Regions from separate parts of the Homo sapiens genome. Here regions 1 and 2 are each linked to region 3. Evidence: chromatin loops called from intact Hi-C (ENCODE). Cell type or tissue: PC-3. All regions are shown on one strand. Region 1 has its middle 170 kb from the start of ROCR. Region 2 has its middle 260 kb from the start of ROCR. Region 3 holds the start of SOX9 (SRY-box transcription factor 9).

Evidence for each region. Peaks named below come from ENCODE experiments on the same cell type or tissue, not always from the same donor. Only the 100,000 strongest peaks of a DNase experiment are listed, where the experiment ranks them.
Region 1: it touches region 3 in a loop (9-fold over the local background); 3 of 110 quality-filtered maps call a loop at or near these places.
Region 2: a loop joins it to region 3, with 11 times the contacts of the local background. A loop is called at or near these places in 11 of 110 quality-filtered maps.

Annotation. Positions count from the first base shown.
Region 1 is chr17:71,848,014-71,856,013 of GRCh38, reverse strand. No RefSeq gene overlaps it. Among named protein-coding and RNA genes, the nearest start is that of ROCR, 170 kb to the left of the region's middle. RefSeq lists an enhancer at 190-1,336. In PC-3, no CTCF peak of the experiment used is centred here; no DNase peak of the experiment used is centred here.
Region 2 is chr17:71,760,807-71,768,806 of GRCh38, reverse strand. No RefSeq gene overlaps it. Among named protein-coding and RNA genes, the nearest start is that of ROCR, 260 kb to the left of the region's middle. In PC-3, a CTCF peak has its summit at 4,106 (motif pointing left); no DNase peak of the experiment used is centred here.
Region 3 is chr17:72,114,361-72,122,360 of GRCh38, reverse strand. It overlaps SOX9 (SRY-box transcription factor 9), which reads right to left and starts at 1,341. Exons shown (of 3, transcript NM_000346.4): 1 at 539-1,341. The coding sequence starts at 969. SOX9-AS1 (SOX9 antisense RNA 1) reads left to right here and starts at 6,345. Exons shown (of 7, transcript NR_103738.1): 1 at 6,345-6,507; 2 at 7,961-8,000. RefSeq lists silencers at 356-455, 1,366-1,695, promoters at 1,309-1,454, 1,309-2,076 and enhancers at 2,178-2,678, 4,044-4,665. In PC-3, CTCF peaks have their summits at 518 and 3,584; DNase peaks (open chromatin) are centred at 1,420, 1,820, 2,380, 3,590 and 1 weaker place; H3K4me3 peaks cover 3,528 bases; H3K27ac peaks cover 3,189 bases.

The DNA of each region.
Region 1 (8,000 bases), 270 kb after region 3:
CACATTCTGACTCTTAACAGTGGGGTAAACATGAACAAGTTAGCCAACTTCTCATGGCCTCAGTTTAGGGTGGTTTTTGAGGTGATTGAGTTAATGAATAAATAATATTTACCATTTCCTTAAACATGGGACGTGAATAAATTTTAGTCTCTATTGTTATTATAAACTATTAAATGGAAGCTATTTTAACACTTCTACTAAGCCACTCAGAAGCGGCAATTGTACTTGAAAAAGATGAATACTCTTTGTCTTTTGTTTTATTTTGTTTTCAATGAGATGCTTTGTCATATTTAGAAAATTATGCTAATGAGGGAAGTGGCTTATTTTCATGGAAGTTTCCAGAAGGTAAAGCTCTTTCAGTGCTGGGCCATGGTAAAGTTCAGCCAGGGGACCTTAAAGAAGGGACTGGTACTGGACTGAGAGATCTCATTTCTTCTTATTGGATTAACCCCATGCCCGTCAAATGTAAATTCTAGTGATTAGCCATCCATGCTGCTTTGTTAATAACAGTCCTATTCAGCTCGTATTGAGTTTGGGGGCTGATGGAGTTTCCTTTTCAAATCAACTCTTTTGGAAATCCTTCCTAATGGAACTTTGTTCATATGGCCAGAGAACAATGCGACCAAATAAGCTACCAGCTGGAGTAAAAGAGATGGCAAAGCTAAAAGGCATATCTCATTCTGGGGAAAATTAACCTCCCAATTTTGCCCAGTAATTGATTCCATCTGACTGAGGCGTTTCAGCCTCCACTGTGACTGTCATTTGGGTAGCTGGGAAGCGAAAGCCTGTAATTACAGTCATGCAACCCTGTTATCAGAGCCTGGGGAGGGCTTTCCTCTCTTCCTACCCTGGGTGATCACAGGTGAGGCTGACCAGAGAGGGAGGAAGGAGAGAGGGGCAAGCAGGCTGGTGGTTCTTTCTCCATGGGAGAGAGACCCCTAAGGCAACCCCAACCATGGAGAAAAGGTCAGAGGTCGCAGGGAGTCCTCTTGAGTTTTCATGATATGAACATGAAGAGGCCAGAGCTTCCTGCTTGCTGCAAATTCTTCTCTCCAGGGAGATGCTTTGCCTAGATAGAGCTAATAAAGAGCAGGGAGTGTGATTAACAGAGAATTAGAAGAATTCTTCTAATACCATCTATAATAGGTCGTTACAAGCTGTGTAAATAATTTTGTTATGCTCGGATAGGACCTGTGAACCAACTGCAAGAACACTGAATTTTACAGGACACTTTATGTATTTATTGCTGTTTTTTTATTTGTATAAATTTAAGGAGTACAAGTGCAATTTCCTCACAGAGACATATTTCATAGTGGTGAAGTCTGGGCTTTAAGTGTGTCCATCACCTGAATAATGTCCATTGTACTCATTAAGTAATGAGATAAAATAAAAATTGGACTTGTTCTCACCTCCTACATGTTTGTAAGCAGATGTTGTTGAAACTTATAAGGATTGTTCTGTTATCACGATAAGACTAAGTGCAACATTCCTGCTGCTTGTCAGCATAGGTATACATGCTTGTCTTGTTAAAGGTTGAACTGAGACTAGCAAAAGCGAGATTACCTTTGCTGTGGCTTGAATGTGTCCCCCAAAAACTAAGTGCTGGAAATTTCATTGCCATTTTAACAGTATTGAGAGGCGGGACATTTACAAGGTGATTAGGCTATGAATACTCCGCCCTCATATATGGATTAATGCAGTTATTGAGAGAGTGGGTTCCTTATAAAAAGATTGCCATTTATCTTATATTTGGGAAGAGTAAACAATGTATTTATTATATCAAAATGAAATATAAAGGGGTGTATGTGTGTGTGTTAGCTACTATGAATCAACACAAGCACTTCTGGTATTCGCCTAATTTCTTCTTTGGATGTTCACTATATTCATTTGTTAAAAAAAAAAAAAGGGAGAGATGAAGACACCTTGCAGGGTTGCTTTGAGTGTTAAATACGGATACACGGCCTGGCGCAGTGACTCGCATATGTAATCCCAGCACTTTGGGAGGCTGAGGCGGGCAGATCACGAGGTCAGGAGATTGAGACCATTCTGGCTAACACGGTGAAACCCTGTCTCTACTAAAAATACAAAAAATTAGCCGGGTGTGGTGGTGAGTGCCTGTAGTCCCACCTACTGGGGATGCTGAGGCAGGAGAATGGCGTGAACCCGGTAGGCGGAGCTTGCAGTGAGCCAAGATCGTGCCACTGCACTCCAGCCTGGGTGACTGCGTGAGACTCCGTCACAAAAACAAAAACTAAAACAAAAACAAAAAAACGGGTACACATGGTCTGACACACAGCTCAATAAGTACTAATTTTCCTTCTCCCTGCTCTTCTCTTTTTAAAAATTATTTAAATGTGCTATTTGTCTATCTATTCATGTTATGTATATAAGTTTGTAAGAATTTTCAACCATAAACCAAGTATTATTAAATGATATCAAAGATATAAATGTATTTATGTTTTGGACAGGAAGAACATTCACAATTCAAAAGGCACGTGAATGACATACAATGAAATTTTCTCTTCTATTCCCCTCCTGACACCCAGTTTATCTTTCCACAGGCAAATGATTTTATAGCTTCTTGTGACTCCTCCCAGAGGTGATTTAAGTGCATTACAAACTTATATATATTTATATTTCTCTATCAATATATGCATATGCATACATGTGTATATGTGTGTATTATATATGTCTGTACACACATACGTTTCATTACATATATTTTCTTCCCTTTTTTTGCAAATATAACATTTCATGTATTGTTATGTGATTTGCTTTTTTTTCCCTTTAATATCCTGGAGAACATTCCATAGCTGCATACATGACATTTCCTCATTTCTTTTTAAAGCCATATTGCTGTGTGTTGCATGGATATACTATGCTTTATTTAGCCAATCAAGTACTACCATTAGTTAGTAACCATTTTTTTCTATTACAAACTATGTTGAATATATGAACCTGCCCCACTATTTCCAATATTTCCTCACAAGTGCTATTTTATCTTCTGAAGATAAAGCCTCCTGGTTATTGGAGAGGGCCCAGGTAAACGGCCTATATGGCTATTTTCTATTTTACTAAAGGGGATTGGAAGGGAAAGCAGGGGAGAAACCCACAGAGTGGACACTAAGGCAAATTAATTATTGAGGTCGGACAGCACTTTGCTGGGATCGCTGGAAGGTTGAGTCATTGGAGTATGGAAAAATCCCAATTAGATGATTAATTTAGGTACTGGGTATGCTTTTAGCCTATGGCCATGGAGTCAGGAAAAGAAACAATTACCTCTCCAAATTGCCATGCTGGGCTGATTAATTTTTAATTGAGTCTTGTTAAAGGCATGGAAAACTCTGACATATATAACCTGGAGAAATAGGCCTTAGCCAGTGGGAGCCACTCGTCCCCACAGGAACCTACAGATTTAACTGGAGAGGAGGGTGATTTAGATAAAGCCTGGAGGCAGGGGTTGGCAGTGATGTGGAGAGGACTCAGCTACCTTGGAGAGAAAGCTGGACTTCAAAGTAAAGTGTCAAAGGGACAGCTGATCTTCTTTCTGGCTGTCTATAGCCTACCCCATGGGGCCTTGATGTGTAGAGGGCTGTTCTCATATCATTTGCTGCCTAAGATGAAAACAACTGGCACTGCATTTAATGAAGTATCTTAAATTGCATTGCTGTGTAGAAAATTTAGATGAGGCTGAAGCCCTAATCCTTGACTTCCCTTTGGCCCTGTATAATATGAGGAGAGAGAAAGAGAGAGAAAAGGAGGAGAGAGAGAATGAATGTCACATCCTCAATGGGTGTTCAAACTGTTCTAACATGAGAAACAAATCGAGTATTGGGCGAAAGGTGTAGATGTGGCACAAAACAACTTGAAGAGAAGTGTGGATTTATACCAAGATACTGGCATGCTAGAAACCAGAAAGAATCCTCAGGTGACATCTTGGAATTTTTGAGTTTTCTAAGTGTATTAGTTTGTTCTCACACTGCTATAAAGAAATACCTAAGACTGGGTAATTTATAAAGAAAAGAGGTTCAGTTGGCCAATGGTTCTACAGGCTGTACAGGAGGCATGGCTGGGGAGGCCTCAGGAAACTTACAATCAAGGCAAAAGGTGAAAGGGAAGCAGGCACGTCTTACATGGCTGAAGCAGGAGGAAGAAAGAAAAGGGGCAGATGCTACACATTTTAAATAATCAGATCTTGTGAGAACTTACTATTACAAGAACAGAAAGGGGGAACCACCCCTGTGATTCAATCACCTCCCACCAGACCCCTCTTCCAACACCGGGGATTACAATTCAACCTGAGATTTGGGTGAGGACACAAATTCAAACAATATCACTAAAGCTTCAGCTCCATTAGGTAACAAGACCTCATCTGCAATGACACCAATGTGCTAAAGGTATTGCACTGAGCCTTTCATAGGTGTTAGGCTTTCCTGGTTCCTTAGGAATCTCAGGGACTAAAGAGTGCCTGTGAATAGACCCTTAAGTGTTGGGCCAAGTGCAGTAGCTCATGCCTGTAATCCCAGCACTTTGGAAGGCTGACATGAGGGGACTGCTTGAGGCCAGGAGTTTAAGAATAGCCTGGGTAACATAGTGTGATCCCATCTCTATAAAAATAAAAAATAAAAGACTCATAAGTGCAAGTTGTTTACATGATTGTACCATATGCAATTTAATGTAAATTAATTAGCATCATGTCCCTGTTGGGAGACTTCCTCTTAAATCACTTTAATTAGTATCTTTATTATCAAGGAGATACTAATAAGTGAAAGGAGGTATTTGATGTCTGGGCAACAGAGCAAGACCCTTCCAAAAAAAAAATCCCAACAACCAAACAAAAATGATATCATCTTCATTTCACGGATGAGAAAACAGAAGTTAAGTGAGTAAGTAATTTCCCCAAGATCACACAGCAAGACAGTGGCAGGCCTGGTGGTTAGAGCCAGTTATGCACACCTCCTTTTTCCTCTGCATTTAGGTGTAATAATTTTGCTGTCTGTGCTGTCACTGTAGACTGAATCAGTCTCAGCCCTCATCTCACCGCATTTTCTTGGTCTCACATTTGGACTTTGAGAGCCAGACATATTAGTTTTGAATCACAGCCATGTTACTAACTTCTGTGTAACCATGGTAATATCACTTCATCTCTCTAATTTTCAGTTTCTTAATTTATGAAATAGGGATTATACCTTCCTTAGCTTGTTGTGAGGGTTAAATGAAGCCAAGGCAGATGATATCTGTCAAGAGTTTAGCACATATCTGTTGTACAGTAAGCATTCAATAAATGATGCCTACATTTATTGTTTTTGTTCTCTAAAGGGAGATCAGCTGAAAGACTGGTTTATGTGAAAAAAGAAGAGCTTTGAATAATGCTGTAGTTAACTAATACATGTGAATAATACACTAATATTCAGAGAGTACCTTCTAGGCCAGGATGAAACCAGTGGTTGAGTCAGAGTTACAGAAGCATGAGAAGCAGCCACAGTTTCAAGATTAGCACATGAAAAAATGTCTGAAATATTAGTAATAATAAGGTGCTGTTTACAATAAATTAGATTCTTGTTTACAAGTATTCACTCTCTTCTCTTACCTCCATGGGGAGGGTGCACTTCCAAGGAAGTTGATTTTGGGTATGACCATGGGACTTTTTGTCTTCTTAGTAGGTAAAATATACTTGTGACTCTCAATGTGTTCTTAGTCATTGACTTGTTTTGGCCAATAGGATCAGTAGAAGTGACACAGCTCACTTGCATAGTTGGAGTTTGCTTTCTTGCTCTTCTATTGCTGTGAAATGACCATGCCTTGGCCAGACCTCTGGTCTATGTAGAGTGAAAGGCACATGGAGCATATCTGGATTCAATCTGAATCCTGGGCTGCCCAGGTGAGCTTGGCCTTGAGCTTGGCCTATATGATTAACTCCCATCCCATCTGCAGATACATGAGCAAGAATAAATACCATTATGTGCCATTAGGTTTTTGTGGTAGTTTGCAGGAATAGACAACTGATAGACAAATGTTAGGTATATGATAATTGTACAACCTATGTCAGCATTTATCTTAGGTTTTATCAGCACATAATACAGATTTCATCATTTAAAGAGCGTATCTCCACATTTTCTTTTCTGGTTTGCATAAAGCTGGAGCATGCCTTGTATTCTTAGACAAGTCACCCAGGCCTTTCTATGTCTGTTTCTCCATTTGAAGAAGAAATATTTTACTTGCCACCTACCTTTCCCCAGGAGTCATAAATTAACAGTTGAAAAACTCTTTGAGATCTCCCATGAAAGTTACAATTTAAGCAGAAGCATGCCTATTATTTATTTTTATTATCCATTTTAAAATTGAATACTTAGAGCAAATAGATTTTCCAGCCACCAAAAAGGAAGTTTCTTCTATGCCACAACATATTATGGATTGGGCACTCTCCAACTATAGACTATATTTCCCATTTATAGCACTAATTTAGATGTTTATGGGTCTGTAAATGTATTCCGTTTCTCCTGGGGCTTCTGAGTACCTATAATAGTCTAATATTTTGGAACACTAAATGATGCCTTGGGCAAAATATAAAACAGGAGAATAAGAGAGGCAGGGAAAGAATTGGGTAACAATAAAGACAGTTTTTACAAAAAGTACTAAAAAGATAAATAATTTTAGACTCCCAGAATTACCCTGGAATATAGTCCAATTTGTGGTGATTGTCTCTCCTTCATGTTACAAATTATCACTATTATATCGAGTTTCTATTGAGTGCTTAGCATACAACTATTTGTGGAAGAGGACATATTTATACTAATAACTCACATTTATAAGTCCTTGCTCTGTGCCAAGTACTATGCTGGTGCTTTTAAATAACTATCTCATTTAGTTCTCTCACGAACTAATGCATTGTTAGTATTACCATTCTTGATGCTCCAAGAGGTTAAATGACTTGCCCAAGTTAATTCAGGTTCTTCTTTTTTGGAGAAAGCCCAAGCTCTTAATCATTATGCTGTACTTCATAGTGACTGACATGGTCCTTGTTTACAAGTTATGAAGATGATGAAGCCAACATAAAAAAAGCATAAGACATTTAAGCATATGTAATGAAAATCATTGTGATATCCTCAAAATAACTCTAGGGAGATAACTAGCATGGAAGAATATGGAAATTAATGCCTGCTGTGACATTGCAGCTTACCTGTGGCTTTTGTTTATTTTATTTTATTTTTGCAATCCCTGTTTTAACACTGAGGTAGATAATCAGGATTTTAGTCTAAAACTGAAGATAGTTCTGTCTTGAGCTATATGGAATTTTCTATGCAGTGATGTACAATAGATTGACTATGTAATTATTGTTCTTGCCACTTGTAATTTGAAAGACAGCATTATGAAAATTAGTTGAACAAAAATCTACTAACATAAAGTTCAGAATCAGAGGAAATATCATGGATGAGGGGTTCTTTCTAACTTGAATTTTTACATGGAACTCTAATCTATGTCAAGGTGTAAAAGTCAGTCTCTTTTCAGGAACTGAAAAATTCAAGCGACATTTTCAAAACTATCTTGGTGTTTTTGAAATCCTCAAGAGGAGGAATCATATTTTCATTACTCTCATCTATCTTATAAAATTTGAGACCTGAAGGGATCAGAGTTTGCTTCTAGGCATTGAGGTTCTGACATACTCAGAACATGGCTCCCTGAACAGTGTACCCTGGGAGGGTCATACCTTTGTTAACTACTCTTCTAGTTTTTAAGGCCTGTGTTGAAGCCAGATGGCTATGTCTTCTTATTGGGGTGTGAAACTCCAACTTTGTCAGTACATTAGATTGGCATATACCCCATCATGCTAAAAAAAAAAAAAAAAAAAAGGGAAAAACATTTTAAGAAGCATTTTAAATTCTTGTATCAATCAGTCATTTGTCAGTTACCATCTCTACACAATGGTGTATAAAGAAACAGGAATCCTCAACTCTCTTTAATGTTGGGCTTAACATTTAAGTCCTCTGAAGCAGGTCCTC
Region 2 (8,000 bases), 350 kb after region 3:
CAAACTCTTGGGCTCAAGCAATCAGCCTGCCTTGGCCTCTCAAAGTCCTGGGATTACAGGTGTAAGCCACTGTACCTGTCATGTCCTGGGTTTTTATGAGGTTTTTCTTTTATTTTATTCTGAAGTCCTTCTACCTTTGGGCTCCATTTAGTTGTTTTTTCTTTTTATTCTTACTTGTCCTTAAATAAAGAGAGAAATACATCACTTAGTGTTTGCAGACTGACAGGGTGTATAGAATGCTCTTGTTTCCACTCCCGAGATAGTAAAGAGCAAGCTGTCAGTTGAAGACCCTGTGCATGGTAAACTTTCATCTCACACAGCTATGCTACACTGAGGTAAGAGATGCTCCTGTTGCCTGAGTCTATAGAACATATATCTTCACCTAATGACTTTGAAATAGACTTTTTCTAAAGATACTGACTGTGTTTTAATTATGGATGCGTTTTGTAGGGTATGATGAGTAAGTCAACCACTGCTGTATGCACGCTCCATCCCTATTCTGAACACTTTCCCTTGGAAATAGAGTCCCAGACAGATGGAGTAGTGTAACAGTTGGGAAGAGGGGGAAGTGGAGGAGAGACACACAGATTTCATGTTATTTCAAAGAAATACTATCTTAAAGTAAAATAATGGTTGTCTAATTTTGAAATTGGTAGCCATTTTGCTTTTCTTAGGGAGTAGTTAAAATGGCATGAATATGATATATGTATAGTCCCTCTTGTATTCAGGCAGGACTCTTCTTTTTCATGTGTAAACAGCCAGTTTTTCTTCCAATTCAATTTCATTCATCTTGTGCTTGATAAAATTTCCTTTCAATTTCAGCAAATTTTTGTCTAGTAATTTGGAGTCGTTGTATTATGAATTTACTGCTTTATTGAAGGATGGAGGTAAAAGCTGTCTTTTTTTTTAAATATATTATGACTGGGATGTTGTTAGAAACCATGCCAAGCTAAATAACTGTTATTTAGAAACTAAAGAAGAATATGCTTTCAACCAAATGATATGATTCTCTTTAAAAAGTAAATAAAGCCGGGCATGGTGGCTCACACCTATAATCCCAGCACTTTGGGAGGCTGATGCCAGTGGATCACCTGAGGTTGGGAGTTTGAGACCAGCCTGACCAACATGGTGAAAACTCATCTCTACTAAAAATACAAAAATTAGCCAGGCATGGGTGGTGGGAGGCTGAGGCAGGAGAATCGCTTGAACCCAGGAGGCAGATGTTGCAGTGAGCCAAGATTGTGCCACTGCACTCCAGCCTGGGTGACAAGAGCAAAACTCTATCTCAAATAAATAAATAAATAAAAATAAAATAAGTTATAGTTTCAAATGGCAGAATCTCATTTTTTTAATGGCTGAATTGTACTCCATTCTGTATATGTACCACATTTTCTTTATCCATTCGTCTGTTGATGGACACTCGGGTTGCTTCCAAATCTTGGTTATTGTGAATAGTGCTGCAATAAACGTGGGAATGCACATATCCCTTCATTAGACTGATTTTCTATCTTTTGGGTATATACCTAGTTTCTACTATGAGAGCTACTCATTAGAATTATTAGAATATTAGCTGGGTGCGGTGGCTCACACCTGTAATCCCAGCACTTTGAGAGGCCAAGGCAGGCAGATCATTTGAGGCCAGGAGTTCGAGACTACCCTGGCCAACATAGTGAAACCCCGCCTCTACCAAAAAGACAAAAATTAGCCACGGGTGGTGATGCATGCCTGTATTCCCAGCTACCCGGGAGGCTGAGGCAGGAGAATCTCTTGAACTCGGAGGTGGAGGTGGAGGTTGCAGTGAGCTGAGATTGCACCATTACACTCTAGCCTGGGTGACAGAGTGAGACTCCGTCTCAAAAAAAAAAAAAAAAAAAAAAGGCTGAAGGGAAGCTCCAGAGATCATTAAATCTGTCTCCCAGGTTTCTGAAACAACTCTATCTAAATTGCCCTATGTATCTCTCTATAGAAATGAGGACTCCAAAGGGACAGACTCCCTCCCAGGTAACTGCCCCATTTCCCAAGTCCCAGTTCTTTCTGGGGCTTGGTTTTAGATCTAAAATCTGTGGTCAGATAGGTGATGGTTGTGATCTCTGGAGTAACCCCTGTGGATCCTTATGCAAGGAGACTGTCCCCACCAATACCACCAAGCCTAGAGGCAGGTGAAGGTGTTAACCTTCTTGCTCCACTGCCAGCAGGCTTCCAGCTGTCAGTCTTCTGGTATTTCAATGCCCTGGATCCCAGGCAGCTTGTTATAAGGGCTGGACTTATAACTGCACCTGGCCAAGGGCTGGACCTTTCTGTGGGGTCCTCCTGGGAAAAGCCTTCAGTGGCTTTAGGAACATGAAGGATTTGCTCACAGGATCTCAGTCCTCATCTCAGTCTAACCAGGGGTCTGAGAACCAGACCCTGAAAAAATGTAACTACAGAGGTTTTATTTTCCCTAAAAAGAATTTTGTACTTTGATAACTGTAACTATCCATTGACCGCCCCCAGCACACATATTTTAAAGTAAAATTTCAATGACCTGTGAAAAGATAGGCTATATTAGTAGTAGGAGCAGGGACTTTTCTATCTCTATATCAATGTGGTGCATGTGTATGTATGTTTTTCTTCATAACTGAAGATTTCTTATAGTTTATTTAGACCAATTCTGCTTGCTTACTTTCCCAGAGGGAGAAATGATTTAGTCTGGATTAGTAGCATAAAACTTGATTTTCTTATGTTTATGTGAACCTCCTGGAGTTATAGGAAGAGGTGGTGATGTGCTGAGATTGGTAATGATTGGTAAAAGCTGTTCTGCAGGCGAACCAAACTGGGATATTCATTTCTAAGACCGAGTATAGATATAGAACACTAAGTATCAATGTTTTCTTGTGAGGAATTTGAGAAAGCACCCACGTTTCAGGTGAGGTGAGAGATGGCTTGTAGAGAACCATCACTGGGGCAGGAAGAGCCAGCACCTTCTAAGCACCAATCAAGCAGCTCATTGGCAGACAAGAGCAGCTCATGTGTGACCTGTGGAGTTGGCCTGATTCTGTCCAGAGCCCTGCTTCTTGAAAAAAAGGAGGGTGCCTCTCAATACCCTTGCCAGGTCTGGCAGGGGCTACTGGAATGCTGCAGATGAGATTGCTGGCAAAAGTGGTCCTCGGCTCATTCTCCTGTGACAAGAGAAAGTGGGGGATGGATGCAGAATGAACTTGGCCCTGAGTCATGCTGGCTTTATGGAGGCTATAAATCTTCTCTTTCTGTTTTTAGAAGCCAGGCCATTACTTGTTCTTTCTGTGTCTGCTATCTACTTCACTGCTGGTGATTTTGAGAGCAGCGTCTGAAGTCTTCTTGCATCCTAAATTGATACAATGAAGTTTGGTAAATGTAACGAGAAAATATAATCATTCACCTGGACATTAAATACTGCTTTTTGTATTCCTTGGTCTTTGAAAGTTCTAGTTAGCAAAGGTCTCAAGAAATCTCATAGCAGATAGCCCAAATATAAACAAACAAAAACAAATGAATAAACGAAACCAAAAAATAACTTTCCTACCATTTGTATCTGTTAGAAAATGTAATTTTTTAATTCATGTCATTCCAATAGTTAGACTAGTTTGATATTCAGCATGTTTTACCTGTATGTTTAAAATATTGTTTTTAATTGTATATTTAATTGACAAATTTACTTATGTGGGTATGTGTGTATTTGTATATTAATGGATTAACTGTATCCTTAATATCTTTCTGTCTCCATCCCCATTTACATTTTAAATTTAAGGCTGAACTCTCATTCTAATTAACCTCAGTAACGTCTCTTTTTTAATCCTTTCATAATGATTAATATCACTGTGCATAGGCCAACTACATTAGAGATTGAAAGAATATAGCAGATATTGTTGATTAAATACAACAACCATCTCCTACTTCTCTTTTACTCCTTACAAGCAAAATCAATTCCATTTTTCTCATCTGCTCTGATTAAGAAATGATGTGTACAATTGTGGTCCATGTGAAGTGTGAGGAAGTGTGCTAAGGAGTTTCTAGGAAGGTTGTGTGGCTAAGTAAGAGAAGGCATCACAAAAGAAGCCTCGCCTGCCCCTGCTGGTCATTGCTGTGTCTGCTTGTGATGCCTGGGCCCTTAGCAGCTGTGTGGCAGTGCTAAAGGGGACAAGCCAAGGACATGGCCCGTAGGGTGAGGATGACAGAGCAGCAAGAGGGAAGTGATCAGTCCTTGATGACATCGTTGATCCACTGAATTATTCAGTCCTGGATCTGCCCCACCTGAGACTTATTGACACATAAAATAACAAGGCTCATCGGCTTATCATTTAACCAGTTTAATGTGAAGTTTTATTTTATAAGGTTGACAACATTCTAATTGAACTGAAGAACAAAACTTACTTGTTAAGCCCTTAATGTGTGTGTGCATTCAAGTTCTAACAGGATTTAAAGTACCAAATGGTTGGGCAGCCCCTGAAAGCCAGGAAGTGTGAACATTGGACTTGCATTCAAATCTCAATCCTGAAAATATTTATTTGTCTGGATTGTTTCAATCAACTCTAGGTGCCTCAGTTGTGTCATTTGTGGGTACAGGATACTAATAATGTCTATCCTCTTCCACTTAAGTTGTAGTCACTACATTGAGCATATTAGTTCAAGAAGAAAATAACTGAATTTCCTCTTTCTGTTTAAATGCACACTGTGGGTATCATACTTTTCTTCTCTTGAAATGGAATCTCAGGCATATCCTAAGAGGTGTATGTGTGTTTCTTAGAAAATAAAAGAAAAATTTTCTAGTTATTTTGTTCATAAAAGGTGCATCACTTGGTGACTAAAATATAACATCCTGTGTAATAATCACAAACCCTTTGGCCCCAAATAGCTTATGGGGCTGGTTTCACATAGGTGAAGAAATATGATGATGCTCTTTACGTAGAACACAGCTGGGATTTTGGACTAACATGTACCCAAGACTGAGACTAGGAAGAGAAGCAGCTCTTCTACGTAGCCACTGTGCAGCAAAGCAGGTTTCTGCTGCTATCCAGGAAAACTAGGGAGCTCAAGCTAAACCATGCACTTCCATTAGCATGTGTATTTGAAAAGTGGGAGTACATTTAAGTGTGTTAGTCTTTGCAATCGGTGGGGCTCTTTCTTCTTGGGATTTCTGCAGTACTGATCTTGTGCTGTAAGACAAGCTACCAGGTGAATGACTTTTGCCACACATTGTGATATGATTTGGTTGTGTCCCTACCCAAATCTCATCTTGAATTATAGCTCCCATAATTCCCACGTGTTGTGGGAGGGACTAGGTGGGAGATAATTGAATCATGGGGGCGGTTCCCCCATACTGTTCTTGTGGTAGTGAATAAGTCTCAAGAGAGCTGATAGTTTTATAAGGAGAAACCCCTTTCACTTGGTTCTCTCTCTTTGCTTGCTGCCATGATTGTGCAGACTCCCCAGCCACATGGAACTGTGAGTCCATTAAACCTATTTTTCTTTATAAATTACCCAGTCTTGGGTATGTCTTTATCAGCAGTGTGAAAACAGACTAATATACGTTGTTAGTTGGAATTCACTATGGTAACCCACAGAGGCCCTAATAGTACCCAGGAGTTTGTATCTAGTTTCCCCAGAACAGGCGAAGTCACCCACCCCAGTTAATAATGTACCTTCCTGACTGCACCTCAGAGTTTAAGTCGCCTGTGGGCAAAAGGAATGGTTGCTACTCAAGAGTACTATGAAAATGACTGAAACTGAGGGTGAATCGGGCATTTTAGTGAAGACCTAAATCCAACTTGGTTTTACTTTTTCTTGCTTTTACTCTGCATTTGAAAAATAGTCATAACTGCACAGCTTATCTAGGAGGTCTACATAACAATAAAGGGTAAAAGACATTTGGGAACGTAGGAATCATTAAATTATTTCTCATTTAAGTGTCATAAACTGCATTCTTTTACTGTAATACTGTTCAAGGGGCAGTAATCAAATTGTGTCACATTTTCCATGGACGCTGCCATCAAGGTGTGAAATATTGCCTCCCTGGTGATTGGATGGAATTGGGGTTCAAGGTGAGGTGGCCATTATCCAAGACACCTGCCCCCACTTGAGCTGTACACGCATGAACTATGACTCACTGACACTTTCTAGTAATCATTAATCTCTTATGTGCTTTTTCTTCCTTACATTTTGGACAAATGACTTTTCAAAGAGATGGAAGGAGATGTTATCCATAGAAATAACTTGCAGTGATATCAATAACTTCATAAGGGAATGATAACCATATTTAAATGTAAAGATGATTACACATAGCTCAAATGCTGCAGAGAGTTAATTGTAAATGTTTCTAACTTATGTCCAACTATCACAGTCTTTTCAAAAGACAAAATGATGGAAACCATACAGTATTACTAAAGACGAGGACACAATACAAACACAAAGGTACAAAGCATCTTTCGTAGTAGGTTTCTTTTACTCAGTTTATTATGCTTATTTCATTGCATATAGTTGTGTTGTATTACCATTTGTCATCCCTGGAAAACAGAACTTTTTCTGCAGAGATCCTTCTTTCTTCAATTCGATATTCTCAGAACTCAGCACAGCATTTAACAAATACATAAAAACAAGATTATAAGTAAATTGTCTGGGCATGGTGGTTGACACCGATAATCCCAGCATTTTGGGAGGCTGAGATGGGAGGATCACCTGAGCCCAGTTTGAAACAAGCTTCGGCAACATAATGAGACCCCCATCTCTTCAAAATAAACAAAATTAGTTGGGGGTAGTGGCACATGGTTCCAGCTACCAACATGGTTCCAACTACTTGGGAGGCTGAGGTGGGAGGATCACCTGGGCCCCAGAAATCAAGGCTGCAGGGAACTGTGATTGTATTACTGCACTCTAGCTTGGGTGACAGAGCAAGATCCCATCTCTAAAAACAAGCCAAAACAAAATAAAATTATAAGCAAATAAATTAAGAACTAATATCACTATAGGGACCACAAATACTAACTTGAGAAGACATTTTTATTTTTCTTTGGGGCAATTTTAAGAGTTTTTTAAATCATTAAATTGCATCCATGAAAGATTCTAAGACAGGTCTATTCTGACAATATAGAACATTGAGAGGATATGTAAATTATGTAAATGAGTTATTTAAATTTGTGTTTAATTTGTACTCTTCATTGGGTTAAATGTCTTATGTGTTGTTTATTGGTGTTTCTGCTTGTTTTCCTTTTAAATGCATTTTGTATGCTTCTAATGAACAATAACATAATTGAATAAAACTGAACATACATAATTATTTTAAAAGCATTTATTATGATAATGATATGGTAGTGATAAGAAATAAGAACTCTTTTGATAAGAAAGTGAAAGTCAATAGAAATAAATGTGGTTTAGTTCTTAGCCAAGCTCTATTTGACTGAAGATTTTGTGTTGAGCTGTGCCTCATTAAAAAAAACTTCATTTAAAATATGTATTTTCAAGAGACAATGGAGGTTGAAACCTAAGTTATATGGTCACTAACACACAAAATAGCTTTACAGTTCCCAAAGTCTTTTCAGTTCCACCTGCTTGTATCGGCTTTACAATAGCCATGCAACAGAATAAGATTGGCGTTCCCTTCATGTAAGCGGTAAATGTAAAGTCAGAAGTCAAACCCTATACTTTAGTTAAATTTACAAAATATTTTCACTTTCTCTTTAGGAGTTGTCATGTTTCTTGCAAATGCTTTTTCTACTTTTTTAAAAACATACATTTATTTTGGAATTTCTTGAAATATTAAGACCCCTTAAATGGCTTCTGAATCAGGGTTGATTTGCTATCATTTTTGAGGACTGAGACTACTGCATTAAAAAAAAAAGTTGTATCAACTCATAAAAGGTCCAGCTACAAAAGAAAGAACATTTCAGCCTTTTGCTTTTTGATTACCAGCTGAAATATAGAATAATAGAATCCAATATATGTTTGAAGTCACTAATATTCAATAAATTATGCCACTGAGTTTAGATATA
Region 3 (8,000 bases):
AAATTACTTAAGCTGCAAGAAGGTCCCCAATTCTCACCCCCCACCATACACTCCCACCTATTTCCAGTAGCCTCCCTCCTCCCGCCTCCCAGTTCCTGCCAAGGGTCTCCTCCAACCTCGGTTTCTCCCTTGCCCCATCTCCGTGGACAGTGGGGCTGCACGAGAGAGTGCAGTTTTAAGAGGCCGGGTAGGAGGGAGGCAAGTTTCACTTCCCCGCCCCGATTGAGCTTCCAGGCGACTGGAGAGCAGGCTGGCAGCCCCCTCCTTCCGTCTCCCACCAGTCTTCGTCCATCCTCCAGCTACCTCCCTCACCTCTTCCACTTACCACCCCCCTCCTCCGCGTCCCCGCGAGCAGCCCAAGAACTTTGTCAAACTCTGAGCCACAGTTACACCCCATTCCCACTCCCAACCCCATCCCGCCGGCTCCCGGAACGGCAACTCCCGGGCGATGGGAGGCGGGGCGGGGCAAATCAGCCCTGACCAGCGCCCCCAGCCGCCGCGATGCCCACCCTGCCGCGCCGCCCCCGCCGGGTCCTACCTCCAGAGCTTGCCCAGCGTCTTGCTGAGCTCGGCGTTGTGCAAGTGCGGGTACTGGTCCGCGAGCTTCCTGCGCGCCGCCTGCGCCCACACCATGAAGGCGTTCATGGGCCGCTTGACGTGCGGCTTGTTCTTGCTGGAGCCGTTGACGCGCACCGGCATGGGCACCAGCGTCCAGTCGTAGCCTTTGAGCACCTGGCTGACCGCCTCGCGGATGCACACGGGGAACTTGTCCTCCTCGCTCTCCTTCTTCAGATCGGGCTCGCCCTTGGGGAACGTGTTCTCCTGGGGCCGCGTGTTCTCGGTGTCCGAGCCGGAGCCCGACGGGCAGGGCGAGCCCGCGGAGTCCTCGGACATGGTGGGGCTGGGGGCGCCGGACAGGCCCTTCTCCTGCTCGTCGGTCATCTTCATGAAGGGGTCCAGGAGATTCATACGCGGGCCCGGGGCAGGGGGCTGGTGGCCGGGAAAGGCGAGAAGCCGCGGCGGCTCGGGGACTCGAGGCGCGGGCTCCTCTCCCCTCGGCTGCCCGGATGCGGAGCAAGCGGCTCCCGGGGAAGCTGGCGCGTCGGCCGGCTACCGCGGCGAGCACTTAGGAAGGCGCGGGGTGGCCAGTTCACAGCTGCCCGCTCCAAGTGGGGGGAGGCGAATTGGAGAGGAGGAGGAGGGGAGGAAAAAGAGCAAAAGTGGGGGCGCTTGCACCCCTTCTCTTCTCCTCCTGCAAAGAAAAGTTTCCGGGGTTGAAACTGGCGAGTCTCCGCGCCACTGAAGTTTCCAGTCAGTTTCGAGCTCCGCTTTCGGCTCTCCAACTCCCAGCCCAGGGTCTCTTTAATAAATACTCCGCCTCACCTTAGAGCCACCCGCCAATCACAGCACAGCAGTCCCAGGGTTGGCAGGCAGCTGATTGGACCCGATTTTGGGGAGGGAGGAGGATTGTGGCACTGGGCTGGGTGACGAGGCGGGAGGGGAGGAGAGGGGAGGGGATCGCAGCCAAAGGGCGGACGGTAGGGTGGGGGGGCGGGGGGTGCTGCGGGGAAGGCGGGGGACCCGGGACTTCCAAGTGTGTAAGTTTGTCGTACTCTCGGAATGCCAGAATTTTAGTGCCTTCTCCGCGCGAATCTTGTGTGTGTGTGTGTGTGTGTGCGCGCAAGTGTGTGTGTCTAGACTAGGATCTACCCCCACCTCCGACATTTCTTTTCACTGCTCTCTCCGCGGCACCGGGGACTTAGCTGGAGTTTGCAGTATTCGAAAAGCAGCCGCTTCTTAATGCGTAGCCGAGTTTACGCGCCTGGAGCGAGCCTGCCTGCCTGCAAAAGTGCTTAGAAATAGTCTTTTGAAGCAAATGTTTTGGTGACTCAACGCCCGCTGTTCCTCCGTAATAATCCATATAAATAGATTAACATGCTCGGGTTCGCCGGGGCTGGTGCGGCTGGTCAGGATTCTGCTGCGCTTTTGCAAAGGGAGTCAATGGAAAGCAAAGCTAAGTCCCCGCGAAGGTTGGCAGCGGCGGCCGTGGCCACGCAGGAGCCCGGCGCTCTCGAGGCCGCCCCGCGCCACATCGACCTTGAGCTCTGACAAGTCATTCTCCAGCCCCCTCTACCCGCGACCCTGCCGACGCTCCTCAGTAACAGGGCTACTGCTCTGACGTTTTGGTCTTTGCCTCCTGGCCGGGTCAAAAACGTCAGCCGAGTCGCCCTGTCTGGGGGAGAGTTTGCTAACTGCTCTGGCTTTGAGAGATAGAAGTTTGCCAATGCGGCTGTCCCGGGCCGCGAGGCCCAGGCCGGTCACTTGGTTTGTAAAAGACCAAACAAATGGGCACCACCGCAGACAAAACGCTCCACTCTGGCGGAGTCATGCTGCTTGCCTGCTTTTGCTGGCATTTACGAAACACCTGAAGGGGTGAAGCGCCGGTGCTTCTGACTCTAGTCCGGTCGGTTCAGACCTGCATGTAGTTGGGAGTTCTGGGGGAGGCATTGGTGGTGTCTCTCATGTATTTCAAGTGTGATTTGAGCACAACCTTTGTGTTTACACGAAATGCTTAGAGCCAGGTTGGGTAAGTGCGGAGCTATCTGCTCTGGGATAGAAGAAAAGTCTTGGTCGCTTGCGGGTTCTGTGCTTTCAGAATCCCAAATAAACGCACAGCATTGGGAAACTCTTAATTTTAAACTCCCCCCCCCCCCCCACCCTTTTGGGCTCTTGCAAAAATTCGCCTCAATTAAATTATTGTTGTGGTGAATCGGCCCACATCATAATAAAAACTAGTTTTTTTTTCCCTTTCTAATTTGCGAAGTGAGGACACTATCACAAGATCCAAATCAATGTCCTTCCGGGAGAATTTCTTAAAATCTTGTTTTCTCTCGTTGTCTTCGGAAGAAGCCCGACATTTCTTATAGGAAATGGAACTCTTCATAAGGTAGTAAGTTACAGCCTTGTTCAACAGCATTTTTTTTTTAACGAATGTAACTTCTTCAAATGGGATGTTTCTGGTGCCCTATAGCTCGTTTACAAATTTAAGAGATTTGCATACAATAGCTTCGTATCCAGGGCTCTGTGATTACTTTCAGAAAGTGTAAGAACAGCATCGTCCTTTCCTAGGAGAAAAAAGTCCGCGTAGTGTGGACCTATTTCTGTGTCCCGGGTAGAAGGGCATTGTGTGTACAGTATAACTGTGTAATTCTCAGACACCTGATTCAGGAGACTCGGAGACCATCGGGCAGACATTTTAGCCAGGTCGTCTGTACTTAGTTGTATGATATTGTAATTACCATGTTTGCTGGAATAAAGTCAGTGAAGAGGGCTATGACTTTAAGATATTTTGGAATATTTCACTAAATATATGTCAAGATATATACGTATATGTATAAATATACTTTTAATGCAATTATGCAATAAGATACTAATATGTAGAGTTTTACATCATAAACGACGGGGATTTATACATTTCCCGTTGATTTGATGCAAGCATTTTTGAATTTTACATCTTCCTGAAAACTTATGAACAGGCGACTTAAAAATGGACTGCAGTTTTCATCTGTATCCAGAGGGGGCGCCAAAAGCCCAGAAACTGTTTCCAACTCCGAGAACCAGGGAAAACTTGGATGGTGGTGGCTGGGGGTGGTGTGTTCCAGTCAATCTGGACTGCTTTGCTGCTGAGATTTATATTTGCAGGAATTCCTACGCGATATTCCCTCCTGTGCGGATCCACCTCTGCGCAGCTCAGTGAGGGAACTTGTGTCTGTAGAGATCCGGGTGAAAAAAGAGCACTTGAGATGCCAGCCGTTCTATTCTGCGCAGAATTTGGGGACTGAGGCCAGGAGAAGGCCCCTATCCCCCAGGTGCCAAGCGTTGCCACCGTCAGGCCAAGTCTAGCGCGTGGCATTGTCAGCTCGCGAGTGGATCGGTCCTGCATTTCTGCAGGGGCCTCCTGGTGTCCACTCCCCTTTCCCCATTCAGGGGCTCCATTCGCTTCGTTGTGTCTTTCTCAGGTCGCCCCGACCCCTCCTCCCTGACCTGGGAAGACGCGCGCAGTCCCCGACCAGAGGACCTCAGACACAGGTAGAAGGAAAGGAACCCGCTCCTGATGTTCAGGTTACAGATCTGGAAACTAAGGCTGTTGACCCAGTGTTGGCTAGAGCATTTTGCCAGGGGCGAAAGGAGCCAGGGTCCTCCATCTGATGCGGTGAGGGAGGGAAAGGGCGCAGGTCACGAGGCAGGAGACGGAGGGCGCTTCTCCGTGTTCGGGACGTGCTTTCGGATACCCGCTCTTGAGCAAGCGCCGCGAGGTCTGCCGCCGGGAGCGGAGACACAGAGGTGCGAGTGGCTCCCCAGGGAAGCCCTCGGGAAACCGAGGTCTGGGATCTCCCCCTTTCCCCCTCTTGCACGTCCCGGACCGGCGCCGGGCTCAATTTCCCCAGCGGGGGCCGCCAATCTCTCCTCCGCGTCTACGCGGGAGCTGAGACCGGAGCCCAGAGTTGCTGGCGCAGGGCGAGTTTCTCGCAAACACTCAGTGCTCAGGATGGGGGTGAGGGATGCGAGCTGATGGGGTTCCTTTTACCTGGCGAATTAAGGACCACAACCTCCCTATCCAAACTTCCTTAGCAAAAGTGGGGACGGTGTTTAAATCCGTTTTCGGTAGGGACGCTTTTCTGTCCCTAGGGAAAGTTTGGTGGGGTGAGCAGCGGCGTCCCCCAAATATCTCAGCCCCGGACAATGTTCTCATTAGAGGTGATGGGAGAAGGGGTTACCCCTTGTCTATTCCAGTTCCCCAGGCCGGGTCCCTTGCAGGTAGAAGACTCCTATCCCTGGAGGGACAGGTCCCCGTGTCGCGGGCTCCCAGCCGCTCCTGTAATTAGTACATTTCGCTGGGCTTGGAGAGTGTTTATCGTCCGCTCTTCACGCCGGACACGAGTTTCTTGTGGAAGGGAGCGGCCGGTAAGCCCGTCTCTGGACTGGCGCTGGGCTGGACAGCAACAGCTAAGGGGAAAAGGAAAGTACCAGATAGCGTCGTAGGTGCGCAATAAATATCTGTTGACTGATCGAATAGATGTCACCTGTGGACGTGTTGCCCGAGTGAGTGCATGTCCCATCACAGCCGCCAGACCTCCCAGCGACAGTTGCGAACACGCGATGCTTGTGCATTCCTGCGTGTGTATTTCTCCCCACACGGGAGCCCGACTTTGGGAAGTTGACCGGCATGTGCCACTCAGGGCTGTGGAATCCCGACTCCGCTAAAACTGCAGACCAAGAGGCCCGTTTCAGTTTTCTTCCCTTTCCTGTTTTCGAAAAAAAGAAAGATGAGGTGGACGGGAGGTGTCGGGTGAGGGGGCGCGAACCTCCAATCTGCCCTGGTGACCTGGCCGGGTCTGGGGGCGTCGGGCGGCTGTAACACAGCAGGGCGCCCCGGGGGTACGGACCGGAGCCCAAGTCAGAGACCAGACCAGCTGGCTTGTCGTGGAGCTGCGGAGCCGATCAGGGAAAAAGGAGGGGTGGGAGTGGAAGGCCCCAGTCCCAAAGGGACAGCGCTCCCAAAGGGAGCGTGCTCTTTTTTCATTCTGGGTTTTGCGAAAATATCTGTCCTTAGCTGTGGCACCGGGGAGCCGCGCGTCATGCGGCTTCCCTCAACTCATCCCTAGAACGCCCTGCGGAAAATTTCCTAGGCCATCTCTTCCCCCTAACGCCCACTCCCACTATTTTAAAAAGTCTTTCAGGCATTTTTAGCTGAAGGTGATTTTGCCTTGGTGATTTAAAAGTAAAGATACAGTAAGCGCTCAACGCAGTGGTGCCTCCTTTGCGACATACTCGGCCGGGGCCACTTCGGCCCCAAGAGCTTCCTCCGCACGAGCAACTGCTCCTCCCCTTCGATCACCTTTCAGTTTAGGTCTATGCAGTCTCAGGTACCGACCAAAGAGGGCTGAGATTCTCAGGATGGTTTTGTGGGGTTTCCCTAGGGGAGGGCAGGCTCAATGGCGATGATTGCATCTCAGCCTGGAGGGATTCTAACCAGCGCTTCCCTCTAAGAGATCCCATTGGGTGGGTGATTATTCCGGATCTTAATCAGAGAAAGTGTCCCCATCAAGCCACGGAAATAGAGGACATGCTTGTAAGGTGCAATTTCGAAGGTAACGGTCAGAGTTAAAGACCAATTATCCTGTCTTCCCTGCGATCCTTTCCGTCTCAACAGGACCCGGGAAGTCCCGGGCAGAGCGCATCTCCCTGGCTCCTGCAAGCTACGGCTTCACCCAGCTTCGTGTTGGGCTCCGTTTTGGTTTTGGAGCGGCGTGAGGGAGTCTCGGGGGCTGGGTCGACTGCCACTGGCCTGAGCTCCGGACTCCGGGGACAGCGCGTCCTGTCCCGAGGGCCTCCCGCCCCCCGGGAAGGCCAAGGTCATGAGGTCAAACCCCAACTTTTGGGCTTCCGCGAGAGTAAAGCCCCCGGATGGTCCTCGGAGCTGTGACGTCACAAAAAGTGCTTGGGGTAGGCGGACCCACGGCTTTGTTAAACAGCCCAGGGGCTTCGGGGAGGAGTGGGGGCCCAAAGCAACTCAGGGACCCGTTGAGCTTCCTGCTTTGTCATTGTTTATTTCAAATTAATTTCATGATGCCTGTCGCTGACTGCAAAGGCTGCAGGAGAGACAGGCTGCCCTCGGGGTCTCTCCCAGCCTAGATAGGCAGACCAGGGATTTTTGAGAAAGCAGAGATTTTTGGTTTTCTTTCTTTCTTTCTTTTGTTTCTCTCTGTGCCATCTTTCTCCCAAGGCCCTTTCTCTCACTGATGTAAAAGGAAGAAGTGGAATAGTAAATGTCTTCTTTTTCTGTCTTCAGCCTTTTGTTTTCCGGATGGGTTGTGAAATTTGGACTGGCCTAGGAGAGGGGACAGTATTCCCCTTCCAAATCATTAAGACCCGGAAAATATAACAGTGTTCCTGTCACTATCTTTTGGATCACATGTGTTTACCCCCACGAGAAAGGGCAGGTTGATTTCTTCCACAGAGTTCTAGGACTGGAACCTGTTACTTTTTCTTCCCTAGTTTCCAGGTTGGCTAAAATGTGAGGGAATCCTGACAGAACACAGACAGAAGGCATCAACTGTATTACAGAAACTGGTCCCCTTTGGGGTCCCCCTAAAGCTCGCAAACTGTTAGCTTTGGTTGGCAAAAGAAGACTTTTTGTCTCATCTGCCTTAATATCCACAGGCAAAGCAGAGACAGATAAACAGTTACTAGTATAATTTAGGGGTAGGGTCACTATAGATTCAAGTATATGGGCATTTAATCTTTCCCCTAAATACTCATTTTCTTGGAGCAGTGGAGACATCTCATAGGTTGAGATGTTTTCCTCAGCAGCCAGGAGAAAAGGTGGTGTCTAACCCTGACGGAGGGGTTGATACTGTACCTGGAAGGTATGCTTTCTACCGTATGATTGGACAGAAAGGCAGAGTAGGTTTGCTCAGATATTCCACCCAGGCGTTCACCCCATCCCCACGCCTCCAGGGTCCACTTCTCCCCAGGGACCTGGCTCTAGAGTTTTCCTAGGGAGCTCCCAGTAGAGCATTAGTTTGAACCCCAACTATATTAAATATATGCTGTATCATGGGCGGCAAAGCAGGCTGTTGCGGGTGCTTGCAAATTTGCAAAGTATGGACGAACACGAGGCTGGGCAGGGATGGGGGGAATGGGGTGGCTACATCTAAATCTTTCTAGGACTCCAGATGACAGAGTAGAGTTCTGGGTAGAGGAAGTACAACGTGGTGGAGACACCATGTCCTTTCCATCCTGTCTTTCCCTGTCACTTGTCATGTCTCTCCCATTTAGCCCAACGTCAAATCATTCTGATTTTTGAATAAATCAATTCAGTGAATATTGCCTGAGGGCTGACAATGTGCCTAAACTTCTGAAGGAGACAAGATTTCATCTCTGCTGTTGTCTCCAGGTCTGGTTTCCCGCAGAATCCAGCCTCTGTCCACGTGAAC